Linked DNA regions of Homo sapiens: region 2 is linked to region 1. A link is a contact called in ENCODE Hi-C or POLR2A ChIA-PET data. All regions are on one chromosome and are shown on one strand. The core of a region is the stretch at or near the end of the contact, and the rest is flanking DNA. Distances in the headings are between cores, read along the strand shown.

Evidence for each region. A loop is a pair of places that touch in the nucleus more often than their neighbours do. ChIA-PET counts read pairs that join two places held with the same protein, here RNA polymerase II (POLR2A). Pooled maps may share reads with other maps.
Region 2: a pooled map shows a loop between it and region 1 (2.1-fold over the local background). The contact joins the enhancer-like site here to the promoter of ZNF341 in region 1. A Hi-C loop is called at or near these places in 2 of 168 maps with a recorded cell type or tissue (chondrocyte and endothelial cell of umbilical vein), 1 of 37 single-sample maps with no recorded cell type and 5 of 50 pooled maps. POLR2A ChIA-PET finds 5 or more read pairs at or near these places in 5 of 52 experiments (MCF 10A, OCI-LY7, Panc1 and 2 more).

What each region holds. Positions count from the first base shown.
Region 1 is chr20:33,730,577-33,733,533 of GRCh38, reverse strand. It overlaps ZNF341 (zinc finger protein 341), which reads right to left and starts at 1,538. Exons shown (of 15, transcript NM_001282933.2): 1 at 1,482-1,538. The coding sequence starts at 1,512. It overlaps LOC124904890 (a long non-coding RNA gene), which reads left to right and starts at 1,551. Exons shown (of 2, transcript XR_007067569.1): 1 at 1,551-1,888. RefSeq lists enhancers at 1-169, 1,838-1,897, 1,908-1,967 and a silencer at 1,018-1,727.
Region 2 is chr20:34,081,850-34,084,806 of GRCh38, reverse strand. It overlaps RALY (RALY heterogeneous nuclear ribonucleoprotein), which reads right to left. Exons shown (of 10, transcript NM_016732.3): 10 at 1-2,957. Among named protein-coding and RNA genes, the nearest start is that of EIF2S2, 29 kb to the left of the region's middle. Within about 2 kb of position 1,511, at least 20 of the 41 ENCODE cell types and tissues checked have a DNase peak (open chromatin) inside an H3K27ac peak, as active enhancers do; they include OCI-LY7, where a contact is called at or near this core.

The DNA.
Region 1 (2,957 bases), core at 289-2,788:
CGGGCGCGGTGGCTCACGCCTGTAATCCCAGCACTTTGGGAGGCCAAGGCGGGCGGATCACGAGGTCACGAGATCGAGTCCATGCTCGCTAACACGGTGAAACCCCGTCTCTACTTAAAATACAAAAAAAAAAAAAAATTAGCCGGGCGTGGTGGCGGATGCCTGTAGTCTCAGCTGCTCTCGAGGCTGAGGCAGAAGAAGCAGAAGAATGGCGTGAACCCCGGGAAGCGGAGGTTGCAGTGAGCCGAGATCGCTCCACTGCACTCCAGCCTGGGCAACAGAGCAAGACTCTGTCTCAAAAAAAAAAAAAAAAAAGGAAATTAGCCGGGTGTGGTGGTGCACGCCTATAGTCCCAGCTACTCAGGAGGCGGAGGCACGAGAATCGCTCAAACCTGGGAGGGGGAGGTTGCAGTGAGCCGAGATCGCGCCACTGCACTCCAGCCTGGGCGACAGAGTGAGACTCCGTCTCAAAAAATTAAAAAGTGCAGGGAGTGGCTGAGATCTCCTAGGAAGCTGCAGGACTCAAAGCTTCAGCTTCATCCCGCCAGTCCAGTACTTCGAGTTTGCACCCTATCTGTATACTCATCTCATCCCACTCCTCCAAGACCATTCTTGGTCTGTATTTCCCACAATATCTATTCTGCGCCATGGCCCCGAGTCGCTAAGGCTGCCCTTCCTCCCCGACGCCCAGCAGATGCACACATGGAGGTGCTCAGTGTTTGCTGTCTCCAAAGCCCACAGTTTTGAGCCTGAGCACCAACCCCATCCCAGGTTCTTGCAGAGCACGGAACAGTCTGTCGGCACCCAGCGTTTGCTGGCCTGGGTCTGGGAACACCGCGTCCCGGCCGGGCACACCGCGCCAGCACCCACGGTGTCAGTTTAATTTGTAAAACTGCACCGGCCACGGTGCGCACTGCAGGCGCCAGGTGTTTGCTGGCTTGGGTCCCTAAGCTCTGAGTCCAGGCTGTGCACACAGGTGGCGCCTCTGCTGCTGTGGTCTGATTTTGAGACTACGTCCTAGCACGAGGCATACAGTCCGCTCCGCAGAAGTTCTTCGTGGTCAGGCCGCCGAGGCCCTCCTGCCCGCAGCTGCGACCGCACCCCCGTCCCGGGCCCCGCGCGCCGCCAAGCCGCCTCCCTGGCCGCGGCTGTTCCAGACCGCCCCGCCGTCGCCTCCCGCGCAGTTCCCTGCAGGGAGCCCCTCCCGCGCCCGCCCAAGGCCGCCCAGGCTGGCGCTGTTCCGGACCCGAGCCCCCTCCCCGCCGGCCTGGCTCTCCCCGGCTGTTCCGGCCCCGGAGCTCCCCCGCCGGGCCTCGGCTCCCGCGCTGTTCCCGCCCGCGCCCCTCCCGCCCCGCGGCTGTTCCAGCCCCGGCGCCCTCCGCCCCGCGGCCGCTGCGCGCCCTAGGCCGGGCGCTGCGAGGGCGCGGCGGGAGGGGGCGCAGCGCGGAACAGCCGCCTCCGCCGGCCCCGCCGCCGCTCACCCTCCAGGGCCTCAAAGATCGCCTGCGCCATCTTGGAGCCGCCGCCGTCGCCGCCACAGGAACCGAAGCCCGGCTACGCGAGCATTGTGGGAGCCGTGGCGGTTGAGTCGGGGCCGCCAGGGGGCGCCCAGGAGCCGCCGCCGAGCCCCCAGCCCTGGAAACCCAACCTAGGCTCGCGGGACCCCAGCATCTCTGGGCTGCCCTGGCTCCACTCGATAACCCAGTCACCGGGCCACCGAGTGTGGACCCCGCCTCACTTGAACGACCAAGTCTACACCGACCTTATATCCGCCGCACACGCGGAACTTCCCATCCCTATTATCTAAATCCGCATCCCCATCTCACCGGACCCGACCCCCCAGCTCTGACACAGAATCCCCCATTCCCACAGCACGTGAGTCCTCCAGGTCTGCTGCACGGACCCCATTTCCGCTGAGCACAGTATACCCCGACTCTGCAACAAACCATGACCCCTATCCCATCTCACCCAGACCACCCAACTGTCACAGGGATCTCCAGGCTGTACAACATAGATTCCCATCCCTCATCCCCTATTAGAGACTTCCCGCCCCTACTACCCTGCTCAACTCTGCCTGTTGGGAGCCCGCCTCAGCCTCCAGAGTAGCGGGGACTACCGGCACACGCCACCATGTCCTACTAATTTTTATTTTTATTTTTTTGTAGAGATCAGGGTCTCACTATTTTGTCCAGGCTGGTGTCAACTTCTGGCCTCCAGCGATCCTCACGTCTCGGCCTCCCAAAGCACTGGGATTACAGGCGTGGGTCTCCGTGCTGGGGATCCCATTATCTCTTAAGTAACTCCATCTCTTCACCCTCCATCCCTGCTTGTTGGGACCCCATTTCTGTCACATAAACCCCCAACACCCACCCCAGCCACTCCTAGCCCAGCCTCCGAGGGGTCCTATCCAGGTCTCACAGAATGAGAGGTGCTCCTCACTGGGACTTCCCCTACACACACAGACCCCTCTCATCTTCATTCATCCTCCATCAACTGCTTATTAACGGCCTGCTATGCACCAAGTCCCGTAATAGCTCTAGAGACATGGTGGTCCTTTCCCATGGAGTTAGAGGTGGGAAGAAAGACCGACATTAGGCCAGGCGCGGCGGCTCATGCCTGTAATCCCAGCACTTTGGGAGGCCGAGGCAGGCGGATCACGAGGTCAGGAGTTCGAGACCATCCTGGCCAACCTAGTGAAACCCCGTCTCTACTAAAAATATAAAAATTATCTGGGCATGGTGGCACGTGCCTGTAATCCCAGTTACTTGGGAGGCTGAGGCAGGAGAATTGCTTGAACCAGGGAGTCAGAGGTTGCAGTGAGCCGAGATCGTGCCACAGACTCCAGCCTAGCGACAGAGCAAGACTCTGTCTCAAAAAAAAAAAAAAAGACCGACATTAAATCTTAAAGGTTATTTAATTACAATGTGTATGCCGGCCACAGTGGTTCACACCTGTAA
Region 2 (2,957 bases), core at 262-2,761, 350 kb before region 1:
GTTCTCAGACGGTGGCTGGGCTGGAGTCATCTTGAAGCCTTCCTCTCTCATGTCTGACATTTGATACTGCTGTCAGCTGAACATGTACACGTGGCCTCTCTGTGTGGCCTGGGCTGCTTCACAGCATGGTGGTTGGGTCCCAAGAGCTAGAGTCCCAAGAGATAATAAGTGGAAGCTGCTAGTGCTTCAGTCTGGGACTGGGAGACTGGCAGAGCACCACCACCATCATATGCTATTGATCGGTCACAGAGTTTAGATAAAGGCGAGGATAGGATAGAGATGCCACCTTTACTTGGGGCCATGCTTTTAAACCTCATCTACAAAATCTATAGAATAGACATAACCACACAGTGGATGCCTGTTTTTGTTAGCCAAGCCTTGCTCTCCTTTTGGGGATTCTCCCCTCTGTCCCTCTATTCTCACAGGCCCTATGGCCATGCTCTACCACTTCTTGGAACCTGCCCGAAAACCAGATTTTTTCCCCTTGAGTTGGGGTCTCGCTTTGTCACCCAGGCTGGAGTGCAGCGGCAGGATCATGGCTCACCGCAGCATTAACCTCCTAGGTGCAAATGATCTCCCACTGTAGTCCCCCAAGTAGCGGGGACTACAGGCACGTGTCACCATGCCTGGCTAACCGGATTCTCGATGGCAGCTTTTGAACCCAAGTCCCCATGTCTGAAGATCCCTGGACTTTACAATTTGTGAGCCAATAAACTTCCTCCCACTAAGCAGGACTGAATTCAGTTTCTGTAACTTGTAACCAGAAGTCCTTACTACACCTACTGAGGGTGGTTGTGGAGATTAAGTAAATGTAAAATGTGCTTTTTAACAGCAGGTGTTCAGGAAATGGTTTACTGTTATGGAGGAAGTTTATTATGAAGAATCTGGCTACTGGTGGAGGGATTTTGATTTGCCTAAAACCTCAATCAATCAATGATCTGGTTGGGATGAAAACCAAGGATGCCTGGCTCAGAATCTTTTGCTCTGCTTTGCCTTCTCTATTTCTGTGGTCTTGTCAGACAGGCCTACTGCATATAACATCCTATGGGGCAGGTTATGACCTTACGGGTCAACCTGGCCAGGGATGGCAAATACCTGACGCTCACGTGCCCACACTTGAATTCCATGCTCATAAGAGAAACTGCCAAACTATCATGTCAGTATTTCCAAACAGTCTGAAAATTGCTGCAGATCCTCAAAAGGCACTCCAGGCAGCTGCTACTAAAAGTTCTGAGTTGGCAAGTGAAATGAGTCCTGAGGTAGATTTTTTAAATATGGCCATATTTTGAAGCTCCTCCTGTTAAGAAGAATTTGGGCTTAGCCATGTGACTTACTTTGGCCAAAAGATACGTCATAGCAATATCCTCAAGAGCACTCGCATACTGGGCTTGTCTTCTCTTGCGGTTTTTGGAACTCAGCCATGATGTCTAGAATCCTGGGTCAGCCTGCTAGATGCTGGAACGTGTGGCCCAGTTGCCCAGCCAACCACCTGACAGGCGGGCGAGGCCATCTGAGACCAGCCAGTCCCCAGCTGATCTGCCAGCTCACTTCAGCCACACGAGGGCCCAGATGAGATAAGAACCACCACACTGAACACAGCCCAAACTGCCAAGCCACTCACTCAGGAGCTAATAAATGTTTATTAAGGCTACTAAATTTGGGGGTGGTTTGTTATACAACAGTCAGTAACTGAACAAAGGCCCATTTACTATCCCTGATCCAGATCAACCTCTCATTTTACAGCTGAGGAAACTGAGACCTGGTAAGGAAAAAGACTTGCCCAGGGTCATCAACCTGGCTGGCAGCAACAGGGGGAAAGTCCCAGGCCTCTTAGCTCACAATCCAGTATACCCACTGGCTGCTCTATTCTTTCAAGATGGCTGTGAGGATCACAAATGAGGCTTTCAATCTGAAAACATCTAAAGACTGATCCTTTAGGCAGAATCCGGTACCACATTTATCACCATCTCCTTCTGGAGTTTTCAGATGTTAGAAAAATGACAACTGTTGCGCAGCGGAATGGATGTTTTTGCTGCCCCGACTCAGAGGAAGGGCATGTGTATGCACTGTTAGAAGCCAACCTCCCACCCAAGGGCCTGGCTGTGTGCTTTCCCAGGGGCTGGAGCATCCAGGGGCTTTTCTGGAGTTCCAGGATGGGACTCTCGTTCTCCCTGTCCAGCATATGACCCGGTGCCAGCATGACCAGGCAAAGCCTTATGGGCCAAGGTGAGTAGAGCTGATGCCTGCTACCCTTGAAGGTATCTTCCCTGCTTTTCTCACGGTTCTCCAAGCCTGGCATACTAAGGAAGCCTATGGTCACAAGCCCATGATCAACCTGACCCTCAAGCTCTGAAACGTTGAGTTCCTCAGTAAAGCATGCTTGGGTAGGACCTGCAGCAGGCATATAGCACTAGGCTCTGGGGGCAGTGCCTAGTGCTATTGTGCCCTCAGTGTGAGGTTCATTCAGCTCTAAATCCCATTCTTTGGACTTTGCCCAAGTTCCAATCCAGGCTAGCAGCTGTCCCCCATGTTTCACAGATGGGGACACCAAGAGCTAAGGGCAGTAATGACTTGCCAGGGTATTGAAATGGGTCTGTTATAGCTGGCTCTCGCCTTCTGGGCAAGGAAAGATGTGGGTACATGGATGGGTGAAGTATGTTCCACTGAGAGCTCTTCAGGGAGATGAGGCACTCCTTGCAGACCTAGCCCCTTCCTCTGTACACCCTCTTCAGCTCTCCAAATAGAAGCCTTTTGATTTGACTAAGCTGGGCCAAGGCCCAGCCCAATTCCAAGGGGCCTGTTTCTCACCCCATGCCTGCATCTCATGGCCTCAGGGCCTCAGCCTCCACCATGGGCTCTTGACAAATCTCTACTCTCTCCCTGCTGCCCAGGGTCCATGGCAAGCAAATATATGGGGACCGTGATCCCCCTGGGGCAGCTAATACTCAGGCAATGGC